Linked DNA regions of Homo sapiens: region 1 is linked to region 2. A link is a contact called in ENCODE Hi-C data. All regions are on one chromosome and are shown on one strand. Each heading gives the region's core, a stretch centred on a gene start or an enhancer-like site at or near the end of the contact. The rest is flanking DNA. Distances are from core to core; before and after follow the strand shown. Region 1 holds the start of SLC39A8 (solute carrier family 39 member 8). Region 2 holds the start of STPG2 (sperm tail PG-rich repeat containing 2).

Evidence for each region. A loop is a pair of places that touch in the nucleus more often than their neighbours do. Pooled maps may share reads with other maps.
Region 1: a loop to region 2 is called in a map of CD8-positive, alpha-beta T cell, with 6 times the contacts of the local background. The contact joins the promoter of SLC39A8 here to the promoter of STPG2 in region 2. A Hi-C loop is called at or near these places in 2 of 168 maps with a recorded cell type or tissue (CD8-positive, alpha-beta T cell and naive thymus-derived CD4-positive, alpha-beta T cell) and 9 of 50 pooled maps.

The regions. Positions count from the first base shown.
Region 1 is chr4:102,342,868-102,348,501 of GRCh38, forward strand. SLC39A8 (solute carrier family 39 member 8) reads right to left here and starts at 2,615. Exons shown (of 9, transcript NM_001135146.2): 1 at 2,478-2,615; 2 at 1,577-2,048. The coding sequence starts at 1,795. It also overlaps the pseudogene RN7SL728P. RefSeq lists enhancers at 1,138-1,197, 3,098-3,147 and a silencer at 1,668-1,917.
Region 2 is chr4:98,140,996-98,146,431 of GRCh38, forward strand. STPG2 (sperm tail PG-rich repeat containing 2) reads right to left here and starts at 2,481. Exons shown (of 11, transcript NM_174952.3): 1 at 2,047-2,481. The coding sequence starts at 2,155. RefSeq lists an enhancer at 2,208-2,307.

The DNA.
Region 1 (5,634 bases), core at 1,365-3,864, 4.2 Mb after region 2:
TCATGCAAGTCAAAACAATGTGTGGGCTACAGATATGCAGCTTCAAGTCAATCCTCTAAACTTCTTTCCAAGCACGTGACCATACCTACCTGGAAATACTGGAGTCAGCTCAGTTGTTTCCCCTATTTGATAAGAAAAGAATGCAACTAGCCAGCAAACACTTTATTTTCTTAAATATTAGCATAATTTGTGGGCATTTCCATTTTTCCAACACATCATTTCTCAGATATTACCCCAGATAAAATACCATGCCCAGAACTGGAATTATAGACAATTTACTAAAGAACATGCATAAGGGGACCACAAAACCCTTCTAGATCAAAGAGAGACCACCTCTGACATGCCATGGCATCAGAAAGTTCTACTTTTCTTAAGAGCCATATACTTTAATTGTGGTAAGATATTTCTAACAAAAAGATCAATCTACGTATAATGTTATTAACATGGAATTTATTTGATTACAGTTTCCCTAACTGTAATCTAAAGTCATATTCATTAGGAAACGCCAAATTTCCAAGAGCAGAGTATAATATGCAGCATTTCCCAAACATCTTGGACCCCAAAAACTTCTTGTAACAAACTAACATCGTCCAAAAATGACAAACGATATGGAAAATACCGTATTCTACCCTCCAATATCAGCTGTCAGTGGGACAGGAGTAAAGGAAAACAAGTCAAAGCACTGAGTTAACTGAGTTTTAAAAGACGGAGAGCAGTTTTGGAAGGATGCAGAAACTACACTTTGTCTACTTAACAATTTTAAGAACTACCCAATCACAGAGTATTTATTATAGAAATAATTAGGAATAATTTGATTTTATGTTTACAAAGAGGTATGATGTTTAACTGCTCCTACGTAGTTTGAAGCTTGTTCTTAAACCCAAGGTATTGCCAAATGCCTAGTAGTACCCTGTTTATTACTGAAAAAATTTTTTTAATCATTTTGGATAAATACTAGAATCAAATATTTGACCTGACATATGACAAGGAACTAACAATATAAGCCTAGTCTACCACCATCTGGATGACCAAATTAGAATCTTAGTCTCAAGGCCGCCCCTGTTTCAGCCCTGAATGCCTCATGTAATGTACACAGGAGCCAGAACTACATTATATCTCGTTTTCAAATAGCACTGGTTACGCACCGGGCAACTGTTAACCAGGGTGGCATGTGATAATCTTCCTTGCTAACCTTGTAGGAAGTGTGCGAGCCGTTATCTTTCTGGCAAGATTTAAGTAACTCATTCCTATCTAAAAAGCATCTGTTAAAGTGGCGTCACACCCTCAACTACTTCATAAAGTTTTCTATAAAATGTTAAAATCACCAGAGTCGGACCTCTCAGTTCATCAGGCGTAAAACTGCAGTTTCCGGCTGCCAAATCCCTTAACAACGTTAACCTTTTAATCCTTCAGCCTCGTCTAGTGAAAAGCAAGTGTCACCAGATACCGCCTTCTACTTGAGAAATATAACAAGATTCTTTCTCCTGCACTTTTCCCAAATAAAAACGGCTCATATACAAAGTGAAGTCTAGGGACACCCACAGTACGGAGGGCTGCCCGGACCTGGCGGCCTTACCTGGTTGAAGTGCAGCTGGCCAGGCTCCGGGACGCCCACGCGGGAGGCGGCTCCCATCTGCTCCAGCAAGTGCTGGAGCTGCGCCGCCGACAGGCTCAGATTCGCGCCGAACACGCTCAGCACATCCTCGCTGAAGGCTAGCCCTGGCCCCTCCGCCACTCCTCCGAGGCCGGCGGCCGCCAGCAACAGGAGCCCGGCCACCGCGCGACCCGGGGCCATCCTGGCCTGGGCTTCCCCTTGAGGGCCCGCGACGGGCTGCCGCGCAGAGGGACGCGCGCGGGCGCACTGGCGTCCTTGCCCAAGGGCGGGAGCGTCAGTGCTCGGCGCTGCTCCGAGTCAGAGGTGGCGCGGGACGCCCCTGGTTCTCCGACGCCTTCGAAAGAACAGCAGCTCGCGACCTGCGGGGCATTGAAGTGGCAGCGTAGCCGAGGGGAGCGATAGGCGGAGTGGGCCCCCCGGCCTCCTGGAGAGCCTGAGATAAAGAGGACAAAGGGGGACAGAGATAAAGGCCACCAGGGCACCAGCCGGCAGGCTCCAGAAACGCTGCGTGGCAGTAGCCCTCAAACGCCCGGCCGGGCATGGGGCCAGACGCCCCGGATCCGGGTTTGCAAACGCCCCAGGATTTGCGTACATATGCTCCTCCCGGATATAAAGCCCCAAACCACGCCACTTCTTAGGAAAAACTAAAACCACACTAACTGTAGAACTCCACCTCCTCTTCCTGTCTTTCTGCTTTATTCTCTCCGCCGCAAACTTAGAAGTGAGACGTGCAGTCCCCAAGGAGCTGCAGAAAAGGGCTCTTCCGGAGTCCTGGGGATTGCGCGTTTAAAGGGGACCCTCCCTCTCCCCGGATCTTCTCTGAGCTTGGCAAGTTAATCGGAAGCACTCGCTGGCCTCTCACCTCTCCTATCTGTTTGTTTGTCTGTCTCTGCGTCTTTCTCTCTGCGTGTCAACGTAAGACTCGGTCTCTGGATCTCTCTCTCTTTCTGTCTCCCGCCCCCACAACCTCTGTATCTCTGACAGGTCCGCGGTGAAACTCCGCGATCCGCTCCGGCGCTCTTTACAAATAAGGGGAGGAGGGCCCTGTCCCCGCCTCCGTAGCACGTGGTGACCCATTTCCCCAGCCTGAACTCCCGCGCGCGTCCACGCCGGGGCGCAGGACCGCCGGCCTTCCCTCCGCGGGCGCTGCTCATTCCCAGCATCAGCCATGCCCTCTTCCCCACCCTCACTCCTGAGGGTTACCTGATGCCACCTCCGTGTCGGGGTCCCTAACTCCTCTCTGGTCTCGGGGACGCATGCATCTTTTCGTGATCTTGATGAAACCAACTTGCTGAAATGGAGCCTGGAGACCCTTGCATTGTCTACATAATTAACAGGAATTGCTTTTTTTTCTCACTTCTTAAAATCAGAGGAGAAAGAGGAAATCCAATGGTAGCGGTGGCGGGCTAGCTGAGCCAGCACTGCCCAAGCCGGCCCTTCCTGGCGGGATATCCGCAGATCAGAGGAATGTTTATTTGTTCATATGGGAGCTCAAGAAAAGCTGACTTAGGTGTGATGTCAACAGGTTTGTGTAAAGTGAGTGTGGTGTTTGAGGCAAAGTTTGTATCTGGTGGATATAGTGGTTCAAGTGTAAAGTGAAACCATGCTTCACTGTTAGATGGCTGTGAAAGGAAAATAAATCTTGAGACTTCAAAATCACCAAGCTAAAGGGAAACATCAAGAAGGGACCAGCTTAGGGCAAACCTGCCTGCCATTCTATTCAAATTCATCCCTCTGAGGCTCACCTGAGACAAATGCATATCTGATTGCTTTCTCTTCTCCATCGTTTATGCAAAAAATGCAGATTCACTGGGCCAGACTAAACTGTCTATTGAGTGGAAGGCTGATCATGGCCTCAAAAGAATGCAACCTTTTGTCTCTTGTCTATTATACTTCTAACCTGGAAGCCCCCACTTCCAATTGTCTCACCTTACTGGACTGAACCAATGTACATCTTACACATATTGATTGATGTCTCATGTCTCTCTAAAATATATAAAAGCAAACTGTACCCCCGACCACCTTGGGCACATGTCTCAGGACTTCCTGAGGCTGTGTCAGGGGCACATCCTTAACCTTGCCAAAATAAACTTTCTAAATTGACTGAGACCTGTCTCAGACATTTTGCATTCACGTGACTAAGGACAATAAAAAGAATACAAGATGCCGTTCTTGCCTTTCATCAGGAGAATGCACAGCCTCCTAAAATAGCACATTTTAAAGAGACATTAAGTCTAGACAAAGGGGAAAAGATGGGGAAAGGGAAAAAATCTTAATCTTAGAAGAGGAACCTAAAGACATAACTGCAGAAGAAAGAGACAGGTAGAGAACATTCCCAGAGGCTAAGGATCTAGGCAGACGAAGCTGAAGGATTGTCATATGGAAGAAGGTTTAACTATATTATATCTAACTTCAGAGGACAGAAGGCAGCAGTCATGGGGCAAAGTCACCCAGAGGAAGGTTTCTGTGGAATTATAAGGCATGGCTGCCTTGGAAGATAGTGATTTCTCCATGATCAAAAGTGATTCAAATCAACAGATCCTGGGTGACCGCCTTTAGTAGGTGGTAGGAGGATTCATGCCTGAAGGGAGATGAACTAAATGATCTTAATACTGTGCTCTTTCCAATTATAAAATCTACGTATTTGTTAATAATAATTTACAGAATTATGTTGATGCTAAAAGGGCAAATATTTCATCTAAGGGCCAGAAGTAAGTTAATATCACAGTTGTCCTCTTAAATCACTCAGCTCGTGGGACTCTTCAAGCCTTTCATTGGATTTTAAAATATAGTTTGTTGCCTATTTTTCCTTTGGACCTCCGTGATGCAAAATGATTTTTGGAAATTAATGAATGCTCTAAATGGCTAATCTATACCCAGCAAGTTGTTTATTTCCAGCTTTTCTAAAACTAAATTTGTCCATAAAGTGTTAGATTTTAACAAATATAAAAGGTTTTTAAAAATACAAATCTTGGCTGGGCACTGTGGCTCACGCCTGTAATCTCAGCACTTTGGGAGAATAAGGTGGGCAGATAGCTTGAGATCAGGAGTTCAGACCAACCTGGCCAACATGTAAAAACCCTGTGTCTACTAAAAGTACAAAAATTAGCCAGGCATGGTGGCGCACGCTTGTAATCCTTGCTACTCGGGAGGCTGAGGCATGAAAATCGCTTGAACCTAGGAGACAGAGGTTGCAGTGAGCCAAGATCAGGACACTGCACTCCAACCTGGGTGACAGAGTGAGACTCTGCCTCAAAAAAGAAAATAATACAAATACAAATACAAATCTTACATTGTGGGATTTTTAGAATATATAATTTATCTATTTATCAGTCATTCATGTCTATGCACATACATTTCGCCAGCCCATCAAGTCCACAAAATAAGAAACAGTAAAATAAATGACCAACCTGCATGCCAACTTTACTAAGCCCAGTTAACATAATGCAATTAAGAGAAAGTGTTCAGAAAATTTCAGGTTACTAACTACCAAATAGGTAAGGCTAATTTCTAGATCATCCAGTCTAATAAACTATAATCACCAAAGAACTACAGGTTAGGCATCTCTAATTCAAAAATTCCAAATCCAAAATACTGCAAAATATGAAACTTTTTGAGTGCTGAAATGACACCAATGGAAAATTCTACACCTGACCTCATTTGACAGGTGCACAAAATTATTGGAAATATTATATAGAATTACTTTCAGCCTATGTTTATAGGGTGTATATGAAACATAAATGAATTTTGTGTTTAGACTTGGGTCCCATCCCCAAAATATCTCATTTTATATATATGTAAATATTCAGAAATCTTTAATAATCCAAATTTGAAACACTTCTGGTCCCAAGCATTTCAAATCAACTCATAACCAAATAATGTTTCATTTATTTATTTATTTATTTTTTAAGAGGCAGGATCTCACTATGTTGCTCAAGCTAGGACGCAGTGGCTATTCACAGGCACAATCCAACTATTGACCACCACGGAGTTTTGACCTACTCCATTCAGACCTGAGC
Region 2 (5,436 bases), core at 1,231-3,730:
CAAAGGATTGGAAGTACAGTACATAAACATTTAAAGATGTGTCAAATGAGGACTAAGCTCTGATTTTTTTTATTTTGCCCAAATTCCTATCTAAGGGGTCTAGGGAGTCACGCCCTACAAACTATACATTCTTATCAGATGGATTTTATTTAATCCTATATATAGTGGCTTACTTTCCAATCTGACTCTGGCATAACATTATGAGACAAGGAAAAAAAATCAAAATGTTTTACCTAAAAATATATTTCCTTGCCATACCTTGAAATTGCCCTGCAAAGTCTCTTGTGGGAAAAATCAACACTCTATAGAGAATACCCTTTCCCCTTCGTTTTCCTTCCTTTCCAGATGCAGGAGATAATCAACTAAGAGCCAGGCACTCTTTTAGGTCTGATAAGAAGCATTTTACAACCTGCTCCCTCTCTCTGAAGTCTGCTATCTGAGAGTTTCCTCTGCACAACAAAACTTGGTCTCCACAATCCTGTATCTTAACCTGAACATTTCTTTTGATGCCAGTCTTCAGATAGACTCAACCAATTGTCAACCAGAAAATGTTTAAATTTACCTATAGCCTGGAAGCCCCCACTTTGAGTTGTCCCGCCTTTCTGAACAAAGCCAATGTATTTATTAAGTGTACTTGATTAATAACTCATGCCTCCCTGAAATACATAAAGCCAAGCTGTACCCCAACCACCTTGGGCACATGTTCTCAGGACCTCCTGAGGGCTGTGTCACAGGCCATGGTCACTCATATTTGGCTCGGAATAAATCTCTTAAAATATTTTACAGAGTTTGACTCTTTTCATCAACAAGAAACATAAAAACATTTAAAGAAGGCCATGAAGGACTGCTTGGAGAGGGGGAGAAGATGATGCCCTGATTCGGCATTTAACAAATGTTTATTAGGTCCCAATCATGTTCCCAGACACTCTTCCAAGACAGTAGTTGGGAAAAAAAAAAAAAAAAAAAACAGGAGGAAATGATGTTACATTTTGGAAAGAAGTGTTTCCAAGAATAAAGTGGTCAGTTATGTCAAAATTAAGGATTGCAAAGTGTCACAGGGGGTCATTGTTAGCCATTGTTAGGGGAATTAATGCTTATAATGCCCAACTCCATTAAAATAAAGATAGAATAAGCTGCAAGAATAGTGATACCAGATACTGTGAAGCAGTACAATTCAACATGTGAAACACTGACAGAAGTCAAATTTGTACTCCACCCCAAGAAACCTAAACCTTCCCTTATCTGATCAGTTATGTAACAGAATAATGGATCCTGGCATTTGCTTGAAAATACATAGTGTAGGTATGGGGAAAATGTAGGTTAAGAAAAACTATCATTTGGACGGTATTAAGCTCCAGAAAATCACCAGAATAGAAAAAGTAGAAAGCAAAATTGATGTATTTATTTTTGACTAAGTCACTAACTGCAAACAAACGAGGAGAGCAAATATTATTTAAATTATCCATCCCCACTCCACTGGTCAAAAATATAATTTTTCTTTACAGAATGTGGAGAAAAGGGGCTCCCCTGAAGTGTGTTAAAAGAGATGAGGACGGTCAGAAAAATCTGTCTGAAAAAAAAACGGAACTATCTTTAAATAATACTGCAAAATAGAAATATAAGCTACATCTTAATAAATAAATGTCTCTGGTTAATGGGAGGAAAGATGTGAGGCAGGCAGGATTACAAAGCAACGAGACAGCGGGAGGTAAGGGCACAGGATTTGGAGACTCATATATTATGTCAACACAGCCAGGAAATCAAAATCCTAGACCTAAACTGCACAATCAAAAGTAGGATGTAGACAACTATTGCGGAATCAAAAGTCCTAGCCATATGCTCACCAGCCTTTTGAAATGGGACAAGTGATACTATCAGTCTCATCTGTAAAATAAAAGTATAGTGTTTTCCCTGCCTACTTCATGTTTTGTTATGTTTACAAAATGGTACTATTCCGCTCTATGTTTAACTCACAAGCACGCAGAAGCGGAGCAGGCTGAAGATAGGATGCCTGTCACAGGAGCTCTGCCTCTTCCTACATCTTACCTGTCGCCTGCTGCTTCAGGAAAGGTACCTGGTAGGATCCAGGACCCACATGGGCCTCAGTGCTGCCACCTTCAGCCAATTTGAGCAGGCGGGGAGCCCGATCATACATAGTGCTCGGGGTGGTGGGGGCGCTGGGGAAGGGCAGGTGCCGAAAACGATAAAAACAAGGTAGCTAGAAGTGTGGAGAAAAAGGAAGCCGACACCAGTCTGAGGAGGCCGGGAAAGAACTTCCGTAAACAGGGAAATTAGGGGTGGGGTTGTCTCCCCGCCCGCTCATTGATACCAGATTTCCTCAAATCGATTTCTAGCTCTGTGGTAAAGTAGAGGGGTGAGCGACTAGAGATTAGACGTCCCACACAATCATCAGTTTGCCAGGTGCACGCCACCAAAATTGGGTATTAGGGATTAGACGCTCGCCCCGGTGCTTCCGGCCCTGACTCCGCCCACTTCTCTCCGCCCGGAAGCCTGGGGAGGAGGCGGGCCCAGTCTCTGGGGAGGAGGCGGGCCCAGTCTCTAGGGAGCGAAGTGGAGGTGCCTTCCTGGGCCGAGCCCTCGGAGCATGCGCACCGAGCAGCCACCCTTTCCCGGCTCTTTTTACCCGGAACCCGGCGCGCCTTGAAGAAGGCAGGCCTAAACCTCGTAGCTCTTGGGGTCCCGGTAACTACTTAGGTCCCGAACTTTTTTAAGTATGCAGAAGAACCTTAGAAAACGCGTTAGGAAGGGTGAGGACTAACTTGACCTTGATCTGCTTCCCGACTCAACAGAACCTAGTAAAGAAAAATGCAGTAGCATGAAGCAGAGAGCTTGGGGTTCCGCAAGCTCTCCCCCGCTTCTACTGCAGCCCCACTCGTACTCACAGAGAAAAGGCACCTCTGATCTTAACCTGTAGATAGTCCAAACTGCTAAGACAAACCCAGGGCTCAGGGCAGTGACAAGAAATGGAGAACCCAGAAAAAAAAATAACAAATAAGATAAGGGTAAAAAAGAAAAAAAAAAAAAAAGAAATGAGGACACCAGGCAAGGAGGCGAAAAGCTCACCAACTGAAGCCGTGGAAGTGACTGAAAGCTGCCTCTTTTGTCGTATGCCAGGTAACCACAATACTGATTCATCAATATTTAAAAAGCAAAGCGAAGGCACTGAAAAAGCCCAGTCCACCCCACCAAACCAATGATTCTGAACCTTGGGCAAAAGAAACCTTGCTTGTCCTTGGGGCTTAAGGAATCTATGTCAGAATCCACCTCTGCATCTCGCAGGCTGTTTTTTCTAGCAAGAATTCTGTCCAGATTATAAATATCCTCAGAGGCTTAGACAAATCCTACCTTGATCATACCTCACCTCCAAATGGTCTACAGTACGTTAATTTGTTCCTACTACAAGTTTTTATAGTTTTCATACTCTGTAATACACGATTTGCCACTCAATCCTGTGCAACATTTACTGTGGCTTCATTGTGCCATATAGGTCGGAACCCTCTCCTTGCGAGGCTATATGCTTCTCAAGGATGTATCTGTAGTACCTTTTTTTCTGTTCAATAGCTAGCTAAATTATTTATGCACTTAAAAAACACGAATTGGCATATACTGTAGGTTCCATCCCTGCTAAGTTATGAGGATACAAAGGCATAAGAAAGTCCCTGCCCTCAGGTGTTCTCTCTCTAATGGGGAAAGAGACGTATAATCCAAAACGAGAGGTGGCAAAGATTTTTTTTAATGGTAGGAAAATGAATATTGCAATATTTTGGAAACATCTCACCAACTTCGATTCTCCCTGCATTCTGTCAGAAACCCTCATAATTCTCTCAATGTTGTTTTAACCTTATTTTCCAAGCTGCCACCTATACCCATTCAGAAGATCTAGATATTTACTATGACATATTAGAAAGAGTCACAGAGATGAAAGAGAAAAATTCATGTGCTGTGTATGATAATCCAGTGGTGCTTGTAAATTTGCCCGCTATGTCCTTAAGGACATCATTTGACCTTGATGATCCAAACAAGGATATCAACCCAAACTGCATACTCAGGTCTAGGCCATGGTTGCCGTAAGCATTGATGCAGAATTTCAAGCCCTGTCTGGCCATTCTGTCTGCAGTAGTCTACATTACTCTTTGCTTGAATATACATATTTTTGGAGATTGGAAATGGAAATGGTAAAGCTGGCTTTATATGCTTTCTGTCTGATTTGATTTTCAGCCATTGAATGTAACCTAATTTAGACAAAGGGAGTTCTTCATAGCACCCTTCCTAGCTCATTTGCAGACCTCTATGGGAGAGTTTCTGAGTACCAGCTAGGAAAACACTGTTTATTTACCTTGCCTGCCTCCTGAGTGAATGCTTTTTCCTCAAGGACTTCACAGAGATGGGTAGCTGATCAATGGCAGGACCCCAGTGTTTGTGGGTCTTCTGGCCAGATCCTACCTAAATATTACACACTGAAGTGCAACCTATATACTCTTCATAATTTGGTAATTGGTCTCTCAAAATTCTGCATTCTTAACAAAAAAAAATCTTTCTTTTAAAAGTTTCTATGAGGCCAGGTGCAGTGGTTCACACCTGTAATCCTTAATCCTAGCACTTTGGGGGGCCCAGGCAGGAGGATTGCTTGAGGCCAGAAGTTCAAGACCAGCCTGGGCAACATAGGGAGATTCCACCTGCACACACACAAAAATTTTTTTTTAATTAAAAATTAGCCAAGTAGGAATTTGAGATTACAGCAAGCTATGATGGTACCACCGCACTCCAGCCTGGAAGACAAAGCAAGACCCTGTCTTAAAAGAAAATTGTTTATGAGAACACTTGGACACAGGAGGGGGAACATCACACACCGGGGCCTGTCGTGGGGTGGGGGAAGGGGGGAGGGATAGCATTAGGAGATATACCTAAAGTAAATGACGAGTTAATGGGTGCAGCACACCAATATGGCACATGTATACATATGTAACAAACCTGCACGTTGTGCACATGTACCCTAGAACTTAAAGTATAATTAAAAAAAAAAAGAAAATTGTTTGAATTTCCTTTTCAAACAATTCAAATAGTATGAAAATTTCTATTTCCTTGATGACTGTGGCTACTCTCTATATTTCCCAGCTATTATTTCCTCCTTATGGTTCAGTAATGAGAATGGTACACAGTATTTCAAGATTGGAAAATATTTTTTAATGAGAAAAATAAATCTTTTTCATTATCTCTCATTGTAAATATTTCTTCAATAGTCTGGAATTAGTATACTAAAAAAAATATGTTAACACAGAATTATAATTACATATAAATATGAAATAATTTGGTTCAGCATTTCTCAATTCCTCCAAAAGTTTTAATGCTAATTAACCACACTATGTAAACATTTTACTGTATTAGTAATTCCATAGATGGAATTTTTGTTTGAGC